Regions from separate parts of the Homo sapiens genome. Here region 2 is linked to region 1. The links are chromatin loops, found by intact Hi-C in ENCODE. Cell type or tissue: heart right ventricle. All regions are shown on one strand. Each heading gives the region's core, and the rest is flanking DNA. Links, peaks and the distances in the headings are about the cores only.

Region 1 (5,381 bases), core at 181-5,180:
AAAGTGCTGGGATTACAAGCATGAGCCACCACGCCAGGACAAAAGATCTTTTAATAATAAAACGAGAATAGGAGAATAGGGTCTTTCTTATAAGGGAAATCTGGAAAACCTACAGAATAATACTTTTAAAAGTGAGTTCACCCACTGGATTTTATGTAGGCTTAGAAAATTAAAATTTTATTATATAATGCAATAATTTGGCAGTAACTTTGTACTCATGTCATGCCATTATTATCATTAAATACATATCATTAAATTCAAGATGATTTATTCTGTTAAACACAAGATTCTTATTATAAAGCACTCATTAATCACTTCTTCCACATATGATAGAAACTGCTACCTTCATCAATTTTATTCCTTTTATCCTGCAGTGAATAACTTTTGTATTGTATTTTGCTAAAAAGACTTAGGTAGAGTTAGGTCCGTAGTTCAAAGCCAATCTGTGCCAAAGGGTTATTGATAGTGGATTTTAAAATACTTTGCTACTCCACTGACTGGAGTGGACTTTGCTAATTTACTCAATTTTTGCATTTTAGTATTTTTTTATCTGCACATAGGAATCACATATAGAAGGAATCTTAAATATCACATTGTCTTATCCTTTTGCTCTGTAGATGGGGAAACAAGCTTGGGGATCATCATTCTGAGGAATGTTTCAAATTAAAATTTCTAGGAGAACACCATGTAAGATAAAATGTATAACAAATATATTCATAGATGGCCTAGATTAGATTAATTTTATTCTCTTTAAAAGAGAAATGAGCATTCTCACTATTCTGAACTCACATATAGTGAAATTTTTACTAATATACATTTTATTAGTGTCCTTTAATAGTCTATTTAATGTGCCTTTTATATGGCCAATTATTTCTTAAAGATTTGCAGTCCATTGGATATGCTGACATGTAAGACATTCACTGTCAATATTTTATTTCCTTAATCCCACAATCTCAATAAAAATTTCGGTCTAAATATGAGTGGAAATGGGGAGTTAATTAAAGCAAATAATTGTGAAAGATTCGTAATGTATTTTTCTCGTATACACTATGGATAGAAATGAAGTGCATTTGCCTTAGCTTTCTACATTCTTTCCATAAAGCAAGGGTTCTTCAATCTTCATGGAGTCCCCAAATAACATGTGAATGTGAAGTATTGTGCTAGGTACTGCACGGGATGCCAAAGATGAACAAGGCATGAGTTCTGGGGGAATATACTATCTCTCACAGGAGAAATAAGTAAGTAGCGTACTCAAGTATTAAAGTGAGAACTTAAGTGCTATATGGCAGTTACAATAAAGAGGAAATTTAAAGTAAGGATAGATCATACCAAGTAGGATAAATCAGGAAATGAAGGCTAAACTTTGGAAGTGAGAAATTATTCTGGAAATTCGTGGAACTGCTTAGCGGAATAGGGTTTTCTAAGGAAGGGTACTGACTAAGCAAATGAAACGAAAAAAGGGAATGACTATGTTTCCGCAACTTCAAGAGATCCAGCTTCCCTGCAGGGCAAAGGAGTAACAGGAGAGAAAAAAAGCAATGAATCCGTGCATCCGCTAAACTCTTTTACCATATATTTTACTCTGACAAAACAACTATCACGTATTGGCCTTTTGTTTGTTTGTTTTTTTGAGACACGGTCTCCCTCTTTCGCCCAGGTTGGAGGGCAGTGGCGCAATCACCGTTTTCTGCAGCCTCTACCTCCTCGGCTTAAGCTACCTTCCCGCCTCGACCTTCCAAAGTGCTGGGACTACAGGCGTGAGCCACCATGCTCAGGCTTATTGGCACTTTTCTGTGCACTTTTAAATGTAATCCTCTAAATCACTCTTCTCCACCTTTCCTGTGCATAGGAATCACCTGTGGTTCCCGTTAAATTGGAGATCTTGATTCATTAGGTCTGGGGCGGGGCCTGAGCTTCTGCATTTCCATTGAGCTCACAGCTGAAGCCTACCCTGGACCACACCTTCCAATGGAAAAGGCTCCAGTGTGATTTCTAGCCACTAGTATTATCTGCGAACTTGGGAGAAATAAAATGCAAGTTCTCGGCCCCCGCAAGGGCTCTACTGAATCCGAAACACTGTGGGGAGGCCCACCACTCTGCAGTGTTTTAACAAGCAAGTGGTTAAAGTTTGAGAGCCACCCGTAAGTCACGGGTTTCCTAACATGATTGGACACTGGAATCACCTGCGGATTTTTTTTTTTTTTTTTTTTTTGAGACGGAGTCTCGCTCTGTTGCCCAGGCTGGAGTGCAGTGGCGGGATCTCGGCTCACTGCAAGCTCCGCCTCCTGGGTTCACGCCATTCTCCTGCCTCAGCCTCCCAAGTAGCTGGGACTACAGGCGCCCGCCACTACGCCCGGCTAATTTTTTGTATTTTTAGTAGAGACGGGGTTTCACCGTTTTAGCCAGGATGGTCTCGATCTCCTGACCTCGTGATCCGCCCGCCTCGGCCTCCCAAAGTGCTGGGATTACAGGCGTGAGCCACCGCGCCCGGCCTGCGGATTTTAACTAATACTACTGATGCCGCATCTCACCCCCCCTCCCGAGATTCTCAGGTACGGGGCGTGGCCTTGGCGGCGGCCTTATAAAAGCTCTCCCAGGTGATTCCAACCTGTAGTAACACTTGAGAACTGCGTGAGGTGGGGACTTCAACTTTAACTGGACTTATTTTCCTCCTATGTAAAAGGTGGACAATATGCAAGTGGTCCTGACTTTGCTTCCAGATTTTGGCAACTCCAGAGCCCTAGTTCGGTCTGGAGAGCCAGCTTCCCGCCCCGTGTCCTAAGGCCTCTGTCCGAGAACCCAAAGTCCTGGGAATGGACCCGCGGGAGCGGACCCGCGGGAGCATCTGTGACGCCGCTCAGCAACCCGGCGCCGCCCCGGCGGCTCCGACGTGGCCCAGTGTCCGGCTGGCGTGGGCTCTCCAGGCCGCACCCACTAAACCGCGCCGGAGCGGGACACGCATGCGCCGGTCTGGACCCGGCACCCAGTAACGGACTCGAGCTCCTCCCACCGGAAGTGGGCAGCCGCGCAGCGGGAAGAGCCGGCCGAAGCGTGGCGGCCACAGACTGTGGGTACCGGGTCCGAGGGACTCGCGCTTTTCTCTCCGTGCCATGGCGCCAGCGAAAGCCACGAACGTGGTGCGGCTGCTACTAGGCTCCACAGCGCTGTGGCTTTCGCAGCTCGGCTCCGGGACGGTCGCCGCGTCCAAGTCGGTGACTGCCCACTTGGCCGCGAAGTGGCCCGAGACCCCGCTGCTGCTGGAGGCAAGGTGGGTGCGGGCCGGGCCCTCGTCCGGGCGGGTGTGGGCGCGCTGCCACCCTCAGCCGCGCTTTCTTCGTGCTCGCAGCGGGTGTCTGGCTCCCACCCGGGTTCTCCAGACGCCCCCGCTCTGGCCCTGAGCATCACCACCTCCTTCCTTCCCGACCCGGGGCGGCTTCTCGGTTCCCGTGCAGCACTCACTTGCAGTTCCTTTCCCCCTCAGTCTTACTTTACCTACGATTTTTAAAGCTTCCCTGCCCTGCTTTAATACGTTGGGATGTATTAGCATTTACGCGTGGCACTTAACGCAAGAGCTTCTACTGGGGTAGGCAGTTCTGTTCAGACAGTGCTTAAAGTACCTAGTTTCGTAATGATGACATCATACCATCAGCTCCTAGGCTTACTATGGGGAGGGCAGCTTCCTGCAAGGTAATATTTTTCCTGTATCTCTTCCAACGGAATTAGTTCATGACCTGTCATTTACTCTGCAGAACAAAACTTGTAGCTATTGCATTTTGCCCTTTAGTATTCTAGTTGAGTAAAATTAGAAAGTTCTTTCTCTTAGCAAAAATGAAGTTTTACACCAATGACTTAATGGCTGTTCACCACAGCAACAGTGTGTGTCCCTAAAAAGAGACTCCATGACTCCACATAAGTTCATGTATTTGATGCTAAAAGTTCTTTTTTTTTTTCATTTCTATAGTTTATTGGGGAACAGGTGGTGTTTGGTTACATGAGTAAGTTCTTTAGTGGTGATTTCTGAGATTTTGGTACACCCATCACCCCATCAGTATATACACTGCACCCAATTTGTAGTCTTTTATCCCTCACTCCCTTCTCAACCTTTCCCCCGAGTCCCCGAAGTCCATTGTGTCAATCTTATGCCTTTGCATCCTCATAGCTTAGTTCCCACATATCAGTGAGAACATACTATATTTGGTTTTCCATTTCTGACTTACTTCACTTAGAATAATAGTCTCTAATCTCATCCAGGTTGCTGTGAATGCCATTAATTGATTCCTTTTTATGGCTGAGTAGTGTTCCATCATATATATGCCACAGTTTATCCACTCGTTGATTGATGGGTATTTGGATTGGTTCCACATTTTTGCACTTGTGAATTGTGCTGCTATAAACATACTTGTGCAACTATCTTTTTCATGACTTCTTTTCCTCTGGGTAGATACCTAGTAGTGGGATTGCTGGATCAAATGGTAGATCTACTCTTAGTACTTTGAGGACTCCCCACACTGTTTTCCATAGTGGTTATACTAGTTTACATTCCCACCAGCAGTGTAGAAGTGTTCCCTGTTCGCTGCATCCACGCCAACATCTATTATTTATTTTTATTTTTTTATTATGGCCATTCTTGCAGGAGTAAGGTGGTATCGCATTGTGGTTTTGATTTGTGTTTCCCTGATCATTAGTATGTTGAGCATTTTTTCATGTTAGCCATTTATATATCTTTTGAGAATTGTCTATTCATGTCCTTAGCCCACTTTTTGATGGGACTGTTTTTTTTTTCCTGCTGATTTGAGTTCCTTGTAGATTCTGGATATTAATCCTTTTTCAGATGTATAGATTGTGAAGATTTTCTCCCGTTTTGTGGGTTGTCTGTTTACTCTGCTGACTATTCCTTTTGCCGTGCAAAAGCTGTTTAGTTTAATTAAGTCCCAGCTATTTTTTTTATTATTATACTTTAAGTTCTAGGGTACATGTGCACAACGTGCAGGTACATAGATATACATGTGCCATGTTGGTGTGCTGCACCCATTAACTCATCATTTACATTAGGTGTATCTCCTAATGCTATCCCCCGCTCCCCCAACCCCACAACAGGCCCTGGTGTGTGATGTTCCCCATTGTGTGTCCAAGTATTCTCATTGTTCAGTTCCCACCTATGAGTGAGAACATGAGGTGTTTGGTTTTCTATCCTTGTGATAGTTTGCTGAGAATGATGGTTTCCAGCTGCATGCATGTCCCTACAAAGGACATGAACTCATCCTTTTTTATGGCTGCATAGTATTCCGTGGTGTATATGTGCCACATTTTCTTAATCCAGTCTATCATTGACGGACATTTGGGTTGGTTCCAAGTCTTTGCTATTGTGAATAGTGCCGCAA
Region 2 (5,381 bases), core at 319-5,318, 370 kb after region 1:
TTAAAAAAAAATAGATGTTAGCATGGAGGTGAAGAAATTGTAACACATATATGGGTGGCAGCAATGTAAATTAGTTCAACCACTATGGAAAACAATATGGAGATTTCTAAAAAAAAACAAAAAACCTACCACCAAGCCCCAACTCCAACATTAGGGATTACAATTCAACATAAGATTTGGGTGGGGCACAGATCCAAACCATATCATTCCGCCCCAGCTCCTCCAAAATATCATGTTCTCACATTACAAAATACAATCATCCCTTCTCAACAGCCCCCAAAGTCTTAACTCATTCCAGCATTAACTCAAAAGTCCAAAGTCTCATCTGGGACAAGCCAAGTCCCTTCCACCTATAAGCCTATAAAATCAAAAACAAGTTAATTACTTCCAAGATACAATGGGATTATAGGCATTGGGTAAATAGTCCCATTCCAAAAGGGTAAAACCGGCCAAAAGAAAAAGGCTACGGGCCCCATGCACGTGCTAAAACCCAGCAGGGCAGTTATTAAATCTTAAAGCTCCAAAATAATCTCCTTTGACTCCATGTCTCACATCCAGGGCATATTGCAGCAAGGGGTGAGCTCCCAAGGCCTTGGGCAGTGCCACTCCTGTGACTTTGCAGGGCTCAGCCCACGCGGCTGCTGTCAAGGGCTGGCAATGAGTGGCTGCAGCTTTTCCAGGTGCATGGTGCAAGCTGTCAGCGGATCTACCATTCTGGGGTCTGAAAGATGGTGGTCTTTCTCACAGCTCCACTAGGCAGTGCCCCAGTGGGGACTCTGTTGGGGGCTCCAACCCCACATTTCCCCTCTGCACTGCCCTAGTAGAGATTTTTCCATGAGGGCTCTGCCCCTGCAGCAACCTTCTGCCTGAACATCCAGGCTTTTCCATATATCTGAAATCTAGGCTGAGGCTCCCAAGCCTCAATTCTTGGCTTTCAGCACCTGCAGGCTTAACAGCATGTGGAATCTTCCAAGGGTTTGGGCTGGCACCGTCTGAAGGCCTGAGCTATATCTGGGCCCCTTTCAGCCATGGCTGGAGCTGGAGTAACTAGGATGCAGGCAGCAGTGTCCTGAGGCTGGCAGGGCCCTGGCCCAGGAAACTGTTCTTCCCTCCTAGGTCTCTGGGCCTATGATAGAAGGAGCTGCCTTAAAGGTCGCTGAGATGCCTTGGAGCCCTTTTTCCCATTGTCTTGGCTATCAGCACTTGGCTCCTCTTTACTTATGCAAATTCATGCAGTCTGCTTGAATTACTCCCCTATAAATGGGTTTTTCTTTTCTACCACATGGTCAGACTGAAAATTTTCCAACTCTTCTGCTCTGTTTCCCTTTTAAATGTAAGTTCCAATTTTACATCATTTCTTTGTTCATGAATATGAGCACTGGCTGCTAGAGGCCAGGTCACATCTTGAACACTTTGCTGCTTAGAAGTTTCTTCCACCAGATACCCTAAATCACCTCTCTCAAGTTCAAAGTTCCACAGATCCATAGACCAGGGGTACAATGCCACCAGTCTCTTTACTAAAGCATAGCAAGAGTGGCCTTTACTCCAGTTCCCAATAAGTTCCTCATCTGCGGTCATTCTGAGCCCTCCTCAGCCTGAACTTCACTGTCTATACCACTATCAGCATTTTGGTCACAACCATTCAACAAGTCTCTAGGAGGTTTCAAACTTTCGTTCCTCTTCCTGTCTTCCTCTGAGTCCTCCAAACTGTCCCAACCTCTGCCCATTACCCCATTCCAAAGTTGCTTCCTTCTACAATTTCAGGTATCTTTATAGCAATGCCCCACTCCCAGTACCAATTTTCTGTATTAGTCCATTCTCACATTGCTATAAAGAAATACCCGGAACTGGGTAATTTTTTTTTTTTTTTTTTTGAGATGGAGTTTTGCTCTGTCACCCAGGCTGGAGTGCAGTGGTGCAATCTCGGCTCACTTCATCCTCTGCCTCCCAGGTTTAAGCAATTCTCTGCCTCAGCCTCCCAAGTAGCTGGGATTTCAGGCGCCCACCTCCACAACAGGCTAAGTTTTTTTTTTTTTGTATTTTTAGTAGAGACGGGGTTTCACCATCTTGCCCAGGCTGATCTTGAACTCCTGACCTCGTGATCCATCCACCTCGGCCTCCCAAAGTGCTGGGATTACAGGCGTGAGCCACAGTGCCCAGCCGGAACTGGGTAATTTATAAAGAAAAGAGGTTTAATTGGCTGACGGTTCTGTAGGTTGTACATGAAGCATGGCTGGGGAGGCCTCAGGAAATTTACAATCATGGCAAAAGGTAAAGGAGAAGTAGGCACATCTTCACATGGCCAGAGCCGGAGGAAGACAGAGAGGGGGGAGATACTGCACACTTTTAAACAACCAGATCTTGTGAGAATTCTATCACAATAACAGCTCTGGGGGATGGTGCTAAACCATTAGAAACCACCCCCATGATCCAATCACTTCCCACCAGGCCCCAGATCCAACACTGGGGATTACAGCTGAACATGAGATTTGGGTGGGGCACAGATCTAAATCATACCACCCCACCATTACACAATATACCCATGTAACCTGCACATGTATATCTTGAATCTAAAATAAAATAAAGTTAAACAAAAAAAAAGATTCTGCCCTCAAATGCTGGCTCCTTTGTGAAACCTTCCCTCACACTGTATTGTTTTGAGAGAGGGAAAAAAAGCTCCTTCAATCTTCCTATATTTTGCATTTCCACACTCAGAAGTACATGACTTCACTTTGCAATATCACTCTCTCTATATATTGCTTTTCACAATTTGCCTGCTTCTCAAAGTCCCAACTCCACAAAACTTATCAAAAGCAAGTTTGAGAGGAGGAGCTGTCTTTTCTTCTTTGTATCACCTAATTCAGTATCCCGCACATAGTGGGTATGCAATATTTGTTGAATGAATTTAACTATTTGCCTTTTTACTTAAACGTATTATAATTCATCAGAATAAAATCTAAAATACATAACAATTATCAAGTCAAACATATGATCAATGATTCATAAAGACACATCTGAAAAATCAAATTATTTGCGAATTATTGGCTGTTTTTGCAATCCACTCTCTTTTGAGCCACAGGTAATTTTTATTCCTTTGCCACATGGTCTGTAAACATTATTTTCAGAGAGGTAAGACAACCAAACATCATGCCATTTCCTAATCAGCATTAGACAATAGGTTTCTCCTTAGACAAGCAGTGATCATAAGTCAGCAAAATAAGCAGCAAGGGCAGGGAAAAAGGTAGAGTAGCCAACTATGTCTTTCACTGAAATTAGTATTAGAATATCTTATATTTTGGAGAGCAGAAAATAAGGATTTTTTTAAACTTAAAGGTGGGGGGTTAAAGGTATGACGTGAGTTACAATCAAGACTGGAAGAACCAGACTAAAGGAGGCAAGAACTCATAGTCAAAGATACTAAAGTTCAAGCAAAGGCGGTGGCAGACCCAGACCAGAGAGCAATCCCAGAGAGAGAGATGGTTATTCAGGTTGGAGCACTTAGAATATGAGGAATGAGGAAAGCCCTAAGTTTCTTCTCTAAAAAAGAACAGAAGGCTAAGCCAAGACTCTAGCAAGGTGGGGTAGAGTCTAAAAGAAGTCTTGTAGCAGAAACACAGAAGACAGTGGAATCTAGCCAAAGAAAGATAGTACAGGAAGTTCAGCATCTACTATTATCTGAATGTTCTCTCCAAAATTCAGGTTGAAATTTTTTTTATAAATTACTCAGTCTGTGGTATTTTGTTATAGCAGCACAAAGATACAACTGTAGGAGCAACATTTTCAGAAGGTGAGAGGAAATGGAATCCAGGGTGTAAGTACACAGATTAGATTTATCTGGGAATAGAGACATTTAATGTATTTCAATATGAGAAAAAGTAGCAGAATAGGTACAAATGTAGATAAGCTAGTGAATTTTGAGGTAGAAAGAAGAACTTGCCTTGTGATGGCTTTCATTTTCTCAGTAAAGACAAGGTCTAAAAGAATGAGGTAGGGGAGAGAGGAAAGGAGAGTTTAAATTAGAGGCTTCAGAAAGGAGGAAAATGTTTGAAATATTGATTTTCAAGAATAGACATAGTAAAGAATTGTGGGAGTGTTAGCAGTATTTAATGTGCATTTGCGACTGAGATTGTTTCTTTAAAATGAGACTAATCAGGGCCAGGTGCATTGGCTCGTGCCTGTAATCTCAACACTTTGGGAGGCCAAGGGATGAGGATTGCTTGAGCCCAGGAGTTCAAGACCAGCCTGGGCAACATAGAAGACCCTGTCCCTACAAAAAATTTTAAAAACTTAGTAGGGGATGCAGTGGTGCATACCTGTGGTCCCAGCTATTCAGGAGGCTGAGATGGGAGGACTGCTTGAGCCCAGGAGGTCAAGCCTACATTGAGCTAGGATCATGCCACTGCACTCCAGCCTGGGTGACAGGGCAAGACCTTGTCTCGAAAAAAAATTGAAAATAAAAATAAAGATAAATGAGACTAATCAGCAAAGTTGTCTCCATTTTCCTCCGTCCGTGTTTACCTATAAGGTATAAAAACAGTTGGCCAAGTTGAATTTAACCAGTGTTGGGTTTTGGCAGGTGAGTAAAACAGAAGATTACAGGGGCCAGAAAATAAATGGGCATTTGCAGTACACTAACTACAATAATGGACCACTCAGTCTAAAGCGGGAAAGGAGAAAAAGAGGACGTGAATGCTTCACAAATGCATGTCTTAAACCCTAAGTGGTCTGTAAACTCAAAAGCAAAAGCCATGAGTTCTATGCTACGTATATATACCTCACCAAAGAGCAATATAGTTAGTAAAAGCCTTTGCTGACTGATTAAATGAGTCTTCTCCATATTCCAGAACTCCAAATGATACAAACTCATCAGATTTAATTTTTTTAAGTAGCTTTCTAAAGATATGGAAAGAAAAATAAATCTATGGTTGAAATGTTTGCGTTCTGAAGAGCAGGTGAATGGGTTCCCATGATACTTCCATATAAACAAAGATTAACTGCAGGACACTAATCAAAAGAGACCACAGCAGTAGAAATTAAACTTAACAACAATTAATTAACTTCATATGGGAAAATAAAACCTAATTACTACAGTGCATCCCCTCCCAGAACAACTTCCCCTACCTCACAGAATGAAAACCACTGCATTTCCAGGCAGTTTCTCAGCAAATACTAACTATGTCAAGAGAACTGGAACTTTGATACTACTGCTAACTACAGCCTATCTTATTAAAGAATTTAAAATAATTCTAGAAAATATGTGACCACCTTTTATGATACTTAATTTATTTAAATTACTTAAAGTCACTCATTTTTGCTACTTTATTCTTTCCCTATTTAGATAATGTCAAGAAAATCCTAGAAAAGACAAAACATACCTTTAA

The links. A loop is a pair of places that touch in the nucleus more often than their neighbours do. Peaks named below come from ENCODE experiments on the same cell type or tissue, not always from the same donor. Only the 100,000 strongest peaks of a DNase experiment are listed, where the experiment ranks them.
Region 2: a loop joins it to region 1, with 13 times the contacts of the local background. A loop is called at or near these places in 4 of 110 quality-filtered maps.

Annotation. Positions count from the first base shown.
Region 1 is chr13:96,051,042-96,056,422 of GRCh38, reverse strand. UGGT2 (UDP-glucose glycoprotein glucosyltransferase 2) reads left to right here and starts at 3,022. Exons shown (of 39, transcript NM_020121.4): 1 at 3,022-3,268. The coding sequence starts at 3,111. RefSeq lists an enhancer at 2,761-3,260. In heart right ventricle, for the core only: a CTCF peak has its summit at 3,012; a DNase peak (open chromatin) is centred at 2,892; H3K4me3 peaks cover 2,092 bases; H3K27ac peaks cover 1,214 bases.
Region 2 is chr13:95,680,426-95,685,806 of GRCh38, reverse strand. All of the region lies in intron 1 of DNAJC3 (DnaJ heat shock protein family (Hsp40) member C3), which reads right to left. Among named protein-coding and RNA genes, the nearest start is that of DNAJC3, 6.0 kb to the right of the region's middle. In heart right ventricle, for the core only: no CTCF peak of the experiment used is centred there; no DNase peak of the experiment used is centred there; H3K27ac peaks cover 4 bases.